Linked DNA regions of Homo sapiens: regions 1, 2, 3 and 5 are each linked to region 4. The links are chromatin contacts, found by Hi-C or POLR2A ChIA-PET in ENCODE. All regions are on one chromosome and are shown on one strand. The core of a region is the stretch at or near the end of the contact, and the rest is flanking DNA. Distances in the headings are between cores, read along the strand shown.

Region 1 (2,700 bases), core at 168-2,667, 310 kb before region 4:
CTTTCTTTCTAATGGAAGTCTCCCTATCTTATCTAAATTCGGATTTGTTTCTGTTTGACGTTAATGTGTAGCTAAGAGTGATCCCAGGTGAGTCTGAGCCCGCCTTGGTGGGGAATGAAGCCTGGAGCATCGGAGCATTTGTCTTTCTCTTAGAAAAGGCAAGGAAGCCTGAAATGCGCAGCTCTCCCTTGAACTTCAACTTTTTAAAGGGGAATGAATTTCTAAAGGAGGAGTTTCCAGTCTAGGGCTGTAGGGGCCTCCGGGCAAAGGAAGTGCTTGTTGAAAAACAACATTGTGATCACTTCCAGCGGCGAAGGGTGTGCTTGGGAACGGTTTGGGGAGGGGACAGAAGAGAGAGGGGTGGGATGGACGGCGGCAGAAGTGGGAGGTACACGAGGAGTTACTGGAAACGGCGCTTCTGTGGAGGAGCCGGGGGGGATGGGGAGTAGAGGGAGGGGGCCCTGTTGCCTCAGCGCCCCGAGGTCGTGGAGCGGCAGCAGCTGCAGCCGGAGCAGCACCAGCAACAGCAACAGCGAGCGGGACGGAGTTAGGACCGCTCGGAGCGCACAGGTCTCGAGGTAGTATAAGGTTTGCTATCCTTCCACTTGCTGGCAGTTGCAGAAGAAGATCTGCTTTTTAAGTGAAACGTACATGCCACCCCTCCGAGGGCTGCGGCTTCCCCGGGCTTGCTTCTTTGCCGCTCCTCTTTCCGGCTCTCGCGCTCACTCTTTAATTGGCACTGGCCCCTAAGTTTGCCAGGAGCTCGCTGCCCGCTCGGAGCAGGGTCCCGGCCGGGAGCCGCTGGTGGGGGCGGGGAGTCCGGGAGCCGCAATCCAGAAGCGTCGTGGGCCATGTATATTTCATCAAACGGACTTTGGGTGCGTCGCGTCTCACTGCCATCAGTGCTATGTGCAGTGACATTTCTGACTTGAGTGGAGGAATGCGCGAAGGAAACCCGGGCGAAATTGGTATTAGAGGATCTTCTTGGCGCCAATGCTAATTGTCCTGATTTATGCCCCTTCTGACTAAGCTCAACGTCTTCATCTGAAATAAAATGAAAGCGGTGCCAAGCGGCATAGAACCGCCTGGCCGCTGGTTCTGATCCCCGGGAACCAGAAAATCGTCCTGCGGCTTGAAAAAAAAAAAAAGAGGAAAAAAAAAAGAAATAGAAATAGAAAAAAGAAAAAATATCCCTCAGTAAAAGTTTAAGGCGAGAAGTGTCAGAGGCAGCGGAGCGAGGAGGCGCGGAGGAGAGCCGGCGAGCAGGGGACTGGGCTGGCACGACCTCCGAAGGCTGAGATCTCATTATTAATATCACTATATTTTTGGAGGGAGAGGCACCTTTCTCATCCTCTCTTCCTCTCCGCCCACCCTTACTCCCTCCCCCTCATCTACCTGTCAAAGTCACTGATCTTTTGCATTTCGGAAGAGGACGTCAACGGGAAGGAATTCCCCCTCTGGGTGCGGGCTCCGAGAGGGGGCGACTTGCAGGAGGCTCCCCCCGGGGGCGGAGGCGAAGGTAATTAAGCGGCGGGGAGTGGCGGGCCGGCGCTGGGTTCTCGGTCCTCGGGGTCCTCTCCCGCCGGCGGCCGGGCGCGATCGGAATCCCCGGGCTGCGGCGGTGGCGGCGGCTCGGGTCCTCACGCCCACCCCTCCCGCTCCGCCCGCTCCCGCCTGGGGAGGAGGCTCCGCGGGAGCTGCCGCCCTCCGCCCGTACGCCGCCCGCGGGCTCCGCTGCTGCGGCCGCCGCCCGAGGCGGACCAGGCTGGCTGCGCAGGGCCGCCGCCCCGCGCCGTCGGCTCGGCTCCCGCCCGGCGCAAGGGCAAACGAGCCACACGGTAAGTGCCTGCGGCTCGCCTCTCCTACTGCGACCCGAGCCTCTCGCCCGTGCCCCTCTCCCCCGGGTTTCCCCACCCCCCGCCGCCCCCCGCCCCACCCGCTGCGATGCACAGGCGGGAGGGAAGGCTCCGGGTGGGCGAGGAACTTTGTAAAGCGCCCCGAGGAGGCAGCGCGCGGAGCCCTACGCGCACACACAGCGGCACACGCTCACACCCACACACAAGTCTTCCCGGGGGTGCGCCCCGGGCCGGTGATGCGTCCTCTTGTTGTGTCCGGAGCCCAGGCGTGGGGTCTGAGCCTCCATCCGCCGACTGACAGGGGCCCCGCGCTCTCCCTCTCTCACGCACACCTGGCCACACACATCGCTCAGGCGGCTTGTCGTTATTTTTTCTTTCTTTCGCCAATTATATTTGTTTGGGGAAAAGCAAACAAAAAAAACAAAAAAACACTTGCCCTATTGCCGGCCTTGGGGATCTGGTGGCCACATCGAGAGCTTTTGAAGTCCCTTCTTTTAATCGCCTTTATTGGTGCTAGATTAAAACATTACTATCCCATGTTGTGCAGCTGGGGAGAAAGGGAAATTGAAAGAGGAAGACTTGGTGTAGGGATGCTGTTTGGAATATTCTCTCATATTCTTTACTGGCATCATATTAATCGGTTGATGGATTCGGCTAGGGACACTGAATTGCACTCCTGTATGGATCTGTGGATATCTATATATAATACAAATAATACTGAATATTATTGGGCCTAAAATAACCAATTAAGTGATTCATACAAGGAAAAACTTAGATATAAAAAGAAACTGCGCCCTCTGCTGTTAATTTTAGTACCCTCACCCGGGGACTTTTTTTTTTTTTC
Region 2 (2,700 bases), core at 48-2,547, 400 kb before region 4:
CCACACATATTTAAAAACATATTTTATTTCCATTATGGACAACAAAAAGAGAGTAACAGCTGATGGTTGACTACAAGAAAAATATAAGAGAAAGAGGAGAGTGTCAATATTGCCCGGACAAGAAAACACAGGAAAAAATGAATTGCATTGAGAAAGTGATTAAAAGAAATTGATTCCGTTATTTCTGAGAGAAAAAAACGCATATATATATAGAATACACCTAGCAACGAGTTTGCTTGTATCACATGGCTCTTGAGTCTGCACTTTTCAGGATTTAACTCTTAAGAGAGCCACAGAATTATCAGAGCAGAGCCGAAAGCCAAGTAACTATTCTTCTAAGTAGAACCAGAAACCTAGTTCTTCCCCAACTGCAATGAAGATTCGCTGGTGGGTGAATGGGCAACTAAAGGCCAGAGAAGTTCTATTATTTGCCCTAAATCACTCAACTAATTAGTGGTCATACTGGAATCAGAACCAAGATTTTGCATTGTTAGGTTTTAATTTTGTTACATTTGCACTCTAACTGCACTGAAAACAGAAAAAAGAAATGCGTAGTGCAGTTTCTAAATTGCCACAGCTGGAGCACTTTAAGAGCTACAATTGTCCAGTTAAGGCGGTAGTGGGTGGATGGTGCTGCCATGTTAATTCGGTGGAATAAAACCAGAGGTGAGTTAGGCCGGGCGCGGTGGCTCACGCTTGTAATCCCAGCACTTTGGGAGGCCGAGGTGGGCGGATCACCTGAGGTCGCGAGTTTGAGACCAGCCTGACCAACAGGGAGAAACCCCGTCTACCAAAAATACAAAATTAGCCGGCCCTGGTGGCATGCGCCCGTAATCCCAGCAACTCGGGAGGCTGAGGCAGGAGAATCGCTTGAACCCAGGAGGCGGAGGTTGCGGTGAGCGGAGATCGCGCCATTGCACTCCAGCCTGGGAAACAAGAGCGAAACTCCCTCTCAAAAAAAACAAAAAACAGAAAAACAAACAAAAAAAACAGAGGTGAGTTCAGCAGAAGAAACAAAGGTGGATTATTAGTCTTAAGTGTGCGTGCCTACTTCAGGAAGGGAGTGAAAGCAAAAAACTGAGGAGCTAAGGGTGGGAGGGGGAATGAAAGGATCTCAGAATGTGGGCGTCGTGGGTGGGAAAAGGGATGCCAGGACACCAGAAGAGCAATACAAAACAGCTCCCGTGAGCAGGCACAGGAGACCTTCCGCGCCGCCGGCCGGGCGACCCCGCAGGAAGTAGGAAGGACGAGCGCGCACTACAAGTCCCAGAAGCCCCCGTTTCCTGGAGCCCGCGCCGTGCCGCGCTACGCCCGCCGGGAGCCGGGCAGAGCGGCCAAGATGTCGCAGCCCAAGAAAAGAAAGCTTGAGTCGGGGGGCGGCGGCGAAGGAGGGGAGGGAACTGAAGAGGAAGATGGCGCGGAGCGGGAGGCGGCCCTGGAGCGACCCCGGAGGACTAAGCGGGAACGGGACCAGCTGTACTACGAGTGCTACTCGGACGTTTCGGTCCACGAGGAGATGATCGCGGACCGCGTCCGCACCGATGCCTACCGCCTGGGTATCCTTCGGAACTGGGCAGCACTGCGAGGCAAGACGGTACTGGACGTGGGCGCGGGCACCGGCATTCTGAGCATCTTCTGTGCCCAGGCCGGGGCCCGGCGCGTGTACGCGGTAGAGGCCAGCGCCATCTGGCAACAGGCCCGGGAGGTGGTGCGGTTCAACGGGCTGGAGGACCGGGTGCACGTCCTGCCGGGACCAGTGGAGACTGTAGAGTTGCCGGAACAGGTGGATGCCATCGTGAGCGAGTGGATGGGCTACGGACTCCTGCACGAGTCCATGCTGAGCTCCGTCCTCCACGCGCGAACCAAGTGGCTGAAGGAGGGCGGTCTTCTCCTGCCGGCCTCCGCCGAGCTCTTCATAGCCCCCATCAGCGACCAGATGCTGGAATGGCGCCTGGGCTTCTGGAGCCAGGTGAAGCAGCACTATGGTGTGGACATGAGCTGCCTGGAGGGCTTCGCCACGCGCTGTCTCATGGGCCACTCGGAGATCGTTGTGCAGGGATTGTCCGGCGAGGACGTGCTGGCCCGGCCGCAGCGCTTTGCTCAGCTAGAGCTCTCCCGCGCCGGCTTGGAGCAGGAGCTGGAGGCCGGAGTGGGCGGGCGCTTCCGCTGCAGCTGCTATGGCTCGGCGCCCATGCATGGCTTTGCCATCTGGTTCCAGGTGACCTTCCCTGGAGGGGAGTCGGAGAAACCCCTGGTGCTGTCCACCTCGCCTTTTCACCCGGCCACTCACTGGAAACAGGCGCTCCTCTACCTGAACGAGCCGGTGCAAGTGGAGCAAGACACGGACGTTTCAGGAGAGATCACGCTGCTGCCCTCCCGGGACAACCCCCGTCGCCTGCGCGTGCTGCTGCGCTACAAAGTGGGAGACCAGGAGGAGAAGACCAAAGACTTTGCCATGGAGGACTGAGCGTTGCCTTTTCTCCCAGCTACCTCCCAAAGCAGCCTGACCTGCGTGGGAGAGGCGTAGCGAGGTCGGAGGGGAAAGGGAGATCCCACGTGCAAGTAGGGGGAATATCTCCCCCTTTTCCCTCATAGCCTCTAGGGAGGGAGAGTGACTTCATTCTCCATTTGAAGAGATTCTTCTGGTGATGTTTACTTAAAAAGTGATCCCCCTCAACAACGGATACAGCGTGCTTATTA
Region 3 (2,700 bases), core at 145-2,644, 480 kb after region 4:
GTTTCCTACAGTTCTCCAAAGCAAAGCAGTTGCTTCTAATTATTCCTTCATTTTAAAGCAATTAAGCCAAATGTTATTTGATTTCATTCAAGTGAATAAATATTGAGTTCTTCCTAAGATAAACCTCTAGAAAGCCAGAGTTTACACTGCCAGTCAGCAAATAAAATTCACAGTGATAAGGTATATCAAAGAAGTAAATATATAATTCTCCAGGAAGAAAGGAGCAGCAGCACCTACTGCACAGAGACCACAGGGTCTACTCTCTCCTACAGTGTTACGAGCACTGAAATGTTCAGTGGTTGGAGAAAATGAAAAGCCAGGTCTGACAAATACACAAATTTGGTCCTCAGTCCCTAAAATTAGAAATAAGTTTCCCCATCAGAATGAGGATGAACATTTCATTCACTCACTTACTCATTGCAGTTACAGAAATGAGTAAGAAACCATCCGTGACCTGAATAAGTTCACAGCAAGGTAGGCAGAGGCAAAGGGACAATAGGGTGCAGTGGTGTGCACCATGACAAAGGGGAAGTGCTAGGGAGGCACACAGGAGAGGCACCAAAAACAGACAGGCCAACCAAGGCCATTACCTATGCTGTATTTTGCAGAGAAATAGGAGTTAACCAGCAAAGGGAAAGGTGTTCCTATTACAATGACAAGGAGATGAAAGAAACCATGGTATATCAGGTGATGGTCTAATGGAAGGGAGATAAGGCTCTGAACTACACCGATGACAGAGGCACACAGACATCAAAGAGGTGAAAATACCCCATCAGTTGAAGAATTTTGCTTTTCAGTGTGTGAGAGATGAGGACACATTTATGCCCCTTTTGGAAACTTTACTGAAATTTTATGATTTGGGGAGAAAAGTAAACGTAGGACATTATTACAGTTCCTAGATTTGATGAACTAATAATTTTTAAAATGTGAATTGAGAAGGGAGAGGAGGGGCTCAAAAATATGAATTGATAGATAAAACATCCTGAAAATACACCCACAATTTTTTTTAGTACTTGGAAAATAAATCTGAAAATAATTTGAATAATCAACAATGACTTAATGCAACATGTAACACTTTTGAATAGTGGAAAACCTCTTACAAATTTGAGGAAAGTGCATTTAGCCAATGAAAAATTCTATATTTAATATATAAATTAGTTGTGCATAGTGTTAGAATTACAATATAACTAGATTAGAACCAAAAAGGTAAATCAGATTCTGGGTCTGATTTTTAGATTATAAACAAGAAATCTAAAATCAAACACTAACAGATTTGTCTTACCGAGTTTTTAAAGATATGACAATCTAGAGAAACAACAGTGACAGTAGACAAAAATTACTGCTGCCCTTTTATTAGCCTTAGTCGGCAACTTCTGTTTTTAATTGTTTTCATTCATTTGCTTAATTGAAACCAAAGCTGGCCAAGTGACTCAAGAATGAGTCACAGCTCCCCTCCTGGAGTAGCCACAAGCCTGACTGTGGCATACTGCATGCACTAAGCCTGAATTTCAAGTTGGAGAAGAATGCATGACAAAATGCCAAGGGCTGCTGACATTGCCAAAGAAGTTGTCAGGACCATAAGGATGTCCTGAGAGTAGAATTCCCTGCACTTCCTTTCCTGGTTGGAATTTATGCACTTATGCCTCATCGCAAACCACAGAAAAGATACACCTGTGTCACGCTGCTCCTTCCCCGACCGATCTTGTGATTTGATACACATCATTCCTTAAAAGGAAGGGACATCTGAGAGGGCACCCCTTTTACTTACTTCTCAATGCTGCCGGTCAGATTTCCAAAGACTACGGGAAATGGGAGGGCCAATGTGACTACTGAGATTGCCACACCTTACACACAGTCAGGCAAAGGATGCCTAGCAAGAGTGACAGTCTAAACATAACACCCTCCACCGCCACCCCAAAAAAACAGCTCCATCATTCACACCATAATCCTGTTTTAACAAATAATGCACATGTGACACAAAACCACAATATTTGGCGATCTGAAAAACATACCAAGAAATAATGTGTGATTATTTAAATTCAAAACACCACCATGACTATTGAGATGTTACTTCTTATAGAGGCAAGGATGAAACCCACGCATGACTAATTGGTCCCTTCCATGCTGACTGTGGAATCCTCCAGCCTTTGCACAATGAATGTGGCTAGTGACTGCAGCAGCTGTAACATCAGCACAAAAGGTTTTCTTCAAACCAAACTTCCATCTCTGCCTGCCAAATACCAGTATGTCATTTCCTTCCTGCTGGACTCCATGGTTTCTGGAGGACAAGAACCATGTAATTCTTAAACTTACACCATTGGTATCCTCTACTATTTGAGATAAGTACAAAACATTCAATGAATGTGTGATGAATGCAAAATGAGCAGGGAATACCTATAACTGCTTCTTGGCTGTTTATGCCCTCACTATCATGTTGACACAATGCTAAAGAAAGTATGCATAATTATCCTAATTACAGTCATTACAGCCAAAAAGCCCTTAAAGTTAATCACAAGGTTTCTAGTGGCACCCTTAAAATAAAATTATAAATTAAAATTCATAAAATTCTAAGACTCTGGTTAAGGCTTGTAGTCCCAATTATTAACACAATATAATGACTGCATTAATATCTATACACTATAGGTAGGCCCCAATTTAAGAAAAATTTTAGAATGTAGTACACTAACATGTCTAGTCCTT
Region 4 (2,700 bases), core at 94-2,593:
GAGAATTAAATAACACAATGAATTAAAATGTTTAACCCAGTTTCTGTCAGAGTATGGGCACGCAGTAAGATAATAAAACTATAAATGATGGTACCCATCCTCAGAGTTTCATTGAAAATGGTGAGGAATGGATTAACAAATTTAAGAAATCAATTTACAAACAAATGACATAATAAAACGAAAGCTATGATAATCATGGCTCCTTCCCGGAAAAAAAAAGAAGGCTACAAAATTATGGGATTTAATACCTATTATGTCTTTTTCTGTGGTCGTTTCAAATACTAATTACCATCTGTAAACGTGAATTTTAAGTTAAGATTTTGTCCAAAATCAATGCCATTTAGTCTTACAGGTTCCAAATAGCAAAATAAAGCAACCTCTGATAAGTTGTATTCATTAAATTCATCCCAACCTTAGCAGCAATTCTTCATCAATTTTAGGATCATCCTAAATCCTGGAAATTACCCTGTAATGCTAAAATACCTGCCTACTGGAAGGGTCTTGAATTATGGTGACCTCTAAACAGACCAAAAACTAAGTGGGGTTCTCTACCTGGGCAGAAACCAGTTATCCAGGAGTGATTACTGGGCAGTCACAATTCATAGAGTCACCATCAGACCTACTGGATACTTAACTATTATCAGCTTGGTGACTGTTAATACCCTTAGGGGTTTGTATGTCTGAAACAAGCATTCAGTTCCTCAATTCTCAATTCCCTTTTTTCTTTCTTTCTTTCTTTTTTTTTTTTTTTTAGAACTCCTCAGGGGACTTTCCACGGGGTTATTTGGCTATTCTTAGCAAGTTCATGCTATGTGCTATTTTTCAGCAAAGTTAAGGTTTCTCTTTTTATGCTAGAAAGACTAACATTGAGACTCTAACTTTGAAGAGAATAAGGTTGTTTATTCCTGTAAAAAGATTTTTTAAAAATAGTATGATTAACAATTTCACCACATGTCACACTGCCCTTGAAAAAGTAAGGCTGAATTTTCCTAGTAAACTAAAAGGCACTGAGGAACAGAGGATGAGTTAATACTTCTGCAGCCCTAACACGGTTAACCAAAAATGTAAAAATGAGAAGGAAACATAACCTCCACAGAGTAAAGAGACTGTAAGTGTGACTGTCATCGGCAGCACACTGCATGGACTCATTGTCAGGGGTCAGCCATCTTGGTTTCGTCTGCATTTGTAAAGTGCTGTCCTCCTACACACTATATCAGTGTATTATTTTATGTTTTGACATGAATGTATTAGTCGTTGCAGCTAGATGTTGAGTGAAGAACCCCCAGGAGAGAGAGAAACAGTGTAAGAATACCACTCTGAAGGAGTATGGTAGGAAGAGAGACCTTGGTTTGAGAGGTTCATTAATCAGCAACCAAACATTTATTGACTGTTTGAATCCTGCAACATCATAGGTACCATATAAGATAGAAAACAAGTTTAACACAGCCCATGCCTTAAGGATGTTGCTAAACTTGAGATTGTAGTAAAACGTGAAATCGTAGAGTGAAACCAAAGTTTCCTGTCCAGAGTACTTAGAGAACTCCTAATGGCTCTGGTTGTGAAAGGAAACTGAAAACTCTAAGGTCTATTCCAGCTCAGTAGCTGTCTCTTATGTAGTGGTTTGAATCCTGGCTCTGCCACTTACTAAGTGTGTCTTGTTGAAAAAATTATATAACTTCTCTGACCTAAGATTTCACTTCTCTAAAAAAATATTATTACACCTCATTGGGGTTGTTATGGAATTAAATGAAATGCTTGTAAACTACTAAGCACAACATCTGCAGTAAAATAACCTCCATAAATTACAGCTATTATTGGTATTACTGTACTATAATCAAGTGGTGGTAGATAACCTTGATGAAGTGCTGGGAAGGATTTTCATCTGTCAATGAGCCACTAAACCTGTAAATGGAAATTCTGATCATAAATTTGGGTTTTTACAGAGTATTTGACAAAGCAGTAAATTATGTGTGTCTATCAAGGAAACATGGGAAGTCTTGGATGGTGGACAGTACACTTACTATGGATTCCTTAAAACTCTGAAATTCAGTGGCACTATGGTATAAATAGAGCTTGAGTTTGTCCCCACAGAAACTTGTATTGAAATTTGATCCCCACTGTGGTAGTATTGGGAAGTGGGGCCTACAGGGAGGTGTTTGGGTCATGGGGGTAGATCCCTCATGAATGGCTACTAGTGCATTCTAGTGGTAGTGAGTGAGTCCTCCTTCTGGTGAGACTGGATTAATTCTCATGGGAATGGATTAGTTCCCTTGATAATGGGTTGGTATAAAGGCAGGATGCCCCTTGGGTTTTCTTTCTTTCCAAGTGTCTGCTTCCCCTTTGACCTTCTCTGCCATGATACAATGAAGCAGGAATACCTTTTCCAGAAACCAGCATCATGCCCTTGAACTTCCCAGCCTGGAGAACCATAAGCTAAATAAAATTCTTTTCTTTATAAATCACCCAGTCTCAGGTATTCTGCTATAGCAACGCAAAATGGACTAAAACAAATGGGGAGTAGAAGTATAAAGAATTGAAAGTCCATCCTTTACTGAGGAGGTACGTGACAATCCCTGGTCTCATTCCTTGGCCCTAAGGAGGTAACTAACTTCTAGAGAGTGCCTGAGGCCCCCAGCATTGCTCAGGATTCCCTCTGAGTATGCTGAGGCAGAGTATGGATCTTCCATTCACTGTGGCTTA
Region 5 (2,700 bases), core at 31-2,530, 330 kb after region 4:
TTATTGCCAGGTGTAATACCTGGCAAACAGTAGATGCTAGATGCAGTTTTGACTTATTAATTTGGAAAACAAATACTTATTGAGTACCTACTATATGCCAGACACTGTGAAGTTCTAGGAATACAGCCATGAACAAGGCAAAGTCCCACACCTCACAAAAGTGTACCTTCTAATGAGGAGACAAACAATAAATGAAGCAAACCAAGACTGTCTCAGGCATTGGCAAATGCTGTAAAAACACAGCAATGTAAGGGGGTGGTGGCAATTTTAGACAGGATAGTCAGAGAAGGCCTCTCTGTAGGGAAATCTAAGCAAAAACTTGAACGCTGAGGGATCAGTCAAACAGGCAGAAAGAATAGCAGGTGTAAAGGTCACAAGGCTAAAACAAGCCCAGTGTGTTGGGTGTATGAGGAAGGATAGATGAATGAATGGATGAAGTTCCATAGCATTTGAATCTGTCTTGGGGCATAATCTATTTCTTATTATGATTCTTTGCAAACATGCCTGATCCATGTCATCAGTTCCTTGAGGAGTAACGATCACGCATATATTTATTTGTAATCTGTACAAGTCACTCAATCAGCAGAAGATAATCGGCTGCAAGGACCTTTTGCCTCTCTTGACTATTAAATAATAGAGCCCAAAAAGATTCTCTGTTCAGAACAAACACCGCCTACTAAAACATCCCGAATAGCTCCAACCCACACTTATCTCTCCCTTCCTTGAACTTATAAGGCATGCACTATGTGTCCCACAACTCCAGCAGCAGATTCTATTTCTTTTAAATTGTTCCCTAACTCCAGTTTTATCTACTACTTCTGTTATGCCTTTGAGAAACTTTGAAATTTTACTTCATTAGAGTAAGTTTCTTTATTCTTCATGGGGACACAAAACAGGAACTAAAAACCAGTTGAAGTACATTTTCTTGTAAAGCTTTCCATCGCCAGTTTAAGGTTAATCAGTAATTAAGCCACTTTTCCTCCTTCAGATAGCTTACTTTAACATCCACAGTTAAAACCCACAATGGACACATAAATTGGCAGTGGCTAAATTTTGCTTGAAATTTTCAACATACTCTATTAAATCAGGAAGGCCTTTGTAGATGTCTTCATCATTAATGCTTTCTTCTGTTGGGAAGGGCCTAGGAAGAGGAGAAAAAACAAAAACAAAAAAACAAACCCATGAGTGAACGAGCAACAATCAGGCTGCGCACTTAACCCTCACTAAATATGTAAGTTGTCTGCTGCCAAAATGGTCAGATCAGTCACCATGTCTAACAATATCTAGGGCTTTCCCTAAAGTGCCTGCTCAGTGGCTTTGTCTGGGGTTCCCCTAGGGAGGCTGTAACACCTGCCACCTGAAATCATCTGAAGCAATTACAGCTGGTCACCACAGTCACATGTGCAGGGGGTCATAATAACGTGCTTATCTGATCTCCCACCTGCCACATACCTGCAGGGTCACCTCACCCACTGCAGCACCCCAAGTCAGACAACAAACAGCTGTGCATGTACCCTTGCCTTCAGCACCCTCTCTTTTCAGCTGTGGGATCTGATAACAAATAATTTGGTAGCAATCATCCTTCCATGGCTCCGTTCACTAGTGTAGATGAAAACTAGTAGAAGACAAAAACATTGTGCCCTTTACATATACGGTCATTGACCCTGACATTTCTGCTCAGACTTTAGGGTATTTAAGCTGTATGTTTTATTTTCGTTTATTAGACAAATGAGTCAACCAGACCTTGGGGTGAATAGAGTGTTTTCTTTGTTCCCTATTCAAGAAAATCACCTTTAATGTATCTCCTATTCCCACTGTGTGGCTTCCTTGTTTGCATCATGGTACTATGTCCTTTTTTCATAACTGCCTTAAATTTATGTCTAACAAAATCACAGTAAGCATACTGTGCCAAAAATTCTACTCTTTTCAGGCAGCCAGCATATCACATGTTTCATAAAAACCAGAGGATCCATCAAAATAATAAATAAGCTTTAAATAATTACTAGTTATATTAAAAGCAGAGTTTCACATTGACTTATGGATTAATTTAATACTGAAGACATTTGAGGAGACTAGGTTTTTCAAATAAATCAGTGTGTGAGAAATGTAGTCTCATAATCATTTTTTATAAATTAAGGCACATTTTATTATGCAAGTTCATTGTAGAAAATATAGATGAGAAAAAAAGGAGAAAAATTTTGACTTACGTTTTTTCAGAATCAATACATAAAAATTTGATCATGCTTTAAAAAAATCTTTACATATAATAACATAAAATATATATTGACATGAAAGGTATGCATGTATTGAAGAGCAAATTAGGAGTTAAACATTTATCCAGCCGACAGACCATATACATAGAAAGCTGCCAAATTCATGGCCCATTTCTGAGAAAGGTCCTGTACCAGCAGGGCATTTTTCCTGAGCTCACTGTGCTTTGTAGCCAGTGCAGAGAACCCCACTAAGTCCTGCTTGGATCCTCTCTCCCTTAGAATGTGAATGTGAGCTGGACACAGAAAAATGGCTGTGATGGCCAGAGACAGAAATATGGAGCACTGAATAAAGAAGGTAAAAAACAAATTTGATCCATTTCCATGAAACCAGGCTGAGTAGAGACTGTTTTGCTTTATTTCCTAATGTTACTTATATAATACATCTTTGCTGACTGATCTAACTTAAGTATGTAGTATCTGAAACAGA

What was found. Hi-C counts contacts between places; a loop is a spot of excess contacts on that map. ChIA-PET counts read pairs that join two places held with the same protein, here RNA polymerase II (POLR2A). Pooled maps may share reads with other maps.
Region 1: a loop to region 4 is called in a map with no recorded cell type, with 4 times the contacts of the local background. The contact joins the promoter of NTNG1 here to the enhancer-like site in region 4. A Hi-C loop is called at or near these places in 2 of 37 single-sample maps with no recorded cell type and 2 of 50 pooled maps.
Region 2: a map of B cell shows a loop between it and region 4 (10-fold over the local background). The contact joins the promoter of PRMT6 here to the enhancer-like site in region 4. A Hi-C loop is called at or near these places in 1 of 168 maps with a recorded cell type or tissue (B cell), 14 of 37 single-sample maps with no recorded cell type and 5 of 50 pooled maps. POLR2A ChIA-PET finds 5 or more read pairs at or near these places in 1 of 52 experiments (activated CD4-positive, alpha-beta T cell).
Region 3: a loop to region 4 is called in a map with no recorded cell type, with 18 times the contacts of the local background. The contact joins two enhancer-like sites. A Hi-C loop is called at or near these places in 6 of 37 single-sample maps with no recorded cell type and 4 of 50 pooled maps.
Region 5: a loop to region 4 is called in a map with no recorded cell type, with 10 times the contacts of the local background. The contact joins two enhancer-like sites. A Hi-C loop is called at or near these places in 2 of 37 single-sample maps with no recorded cell type and 4 of 50 pooled maps.

What each region holds. Positions count from the first base shown.
Region 1 is chr1:107,139,622-107,142,321 of GRCh38, forward strand. NTNG1 (netrin G1) reads left to right here and starts at 1,418. Exons shown (of 8, transcript NM_001113226.3): 1 at 1,418-1,519. RefSeq lists an enhancer at 1,058-1,589 and silencers at 1,523-1,812, 1,833-2,112.
Region 2 is chr1:107,055,377-107,058,076 of GRCh38, forward strand. It overlaps PRMT6 (protein arginine methyltransferase 6), which reads left to right and starts at 1,298. Exons shown (of 1, transcript NM_018137.3): 1 at 1,298-2,700. The coding sequence starts at 1,340. The coding sequence ends at 2,467. RefSeq lists enhancers at 1,530-1,579, 1,600-1,739, 1,750-1,879, 1,890-2,099.
Region 3 is chr1:107,935,182-107,937,881 of GRCh38, forward strand. The region is part of intron 1 of VAV3 (vav guanine nucleotide exchange factor 3); the gene reads right to left. Among named protein-coding and RNA genes, the nearest start is that of VAV3-AS1, 28 kb to the right of the region's middle. RefSeq lists an enhancer at 1,095-1,631. Within about 2 kb of position 1,395, at least 15 of the 41 ENCODE cell types and tissues checked have a DNase peak (open chromatin) inside an H3K27ac peak, as active enhancers do.
Region 4 is chr1:107,450,373-107,453,072 of GRCh38, forward strand. All of the region lies in intron 7 of NTNG1 (netrin G1), which reads left to right. Among named protein-coding and RNA genes, the nearest start is that of NTNG1, 310 kb to the left of the region's middle. RefSeq lists enhancers at 660-919, 1,280-1,339. Within about 2 kb of position 1,344, at least 3 of the 41 ENCODE cell types and tissues checked have a DNase peak (open chromatin) inside an H3K27ac peak, as active enhancers do; they include B cell, where a contact is called at or near this core.
Region 5 is chr1:107,776,156-107,778,855 of GRCh38, forward strand. VAV3 (vav guanine nucleotide exchange factor 3) reads right to left here. Exons shown (of 27, transcript NM_006113.5): 4 at 1,076-1,141. Among named protein-coding and RNA genes, the nearest start is that of MIR7852, 120 kb to the right of the region's middle. Within about 2 kb of position 1,281, at least 3 of the 41 ENCODE cell types and tissues checked have a DNase peak (open chromatin) inside an H3K27ac peak, as active enhancers do.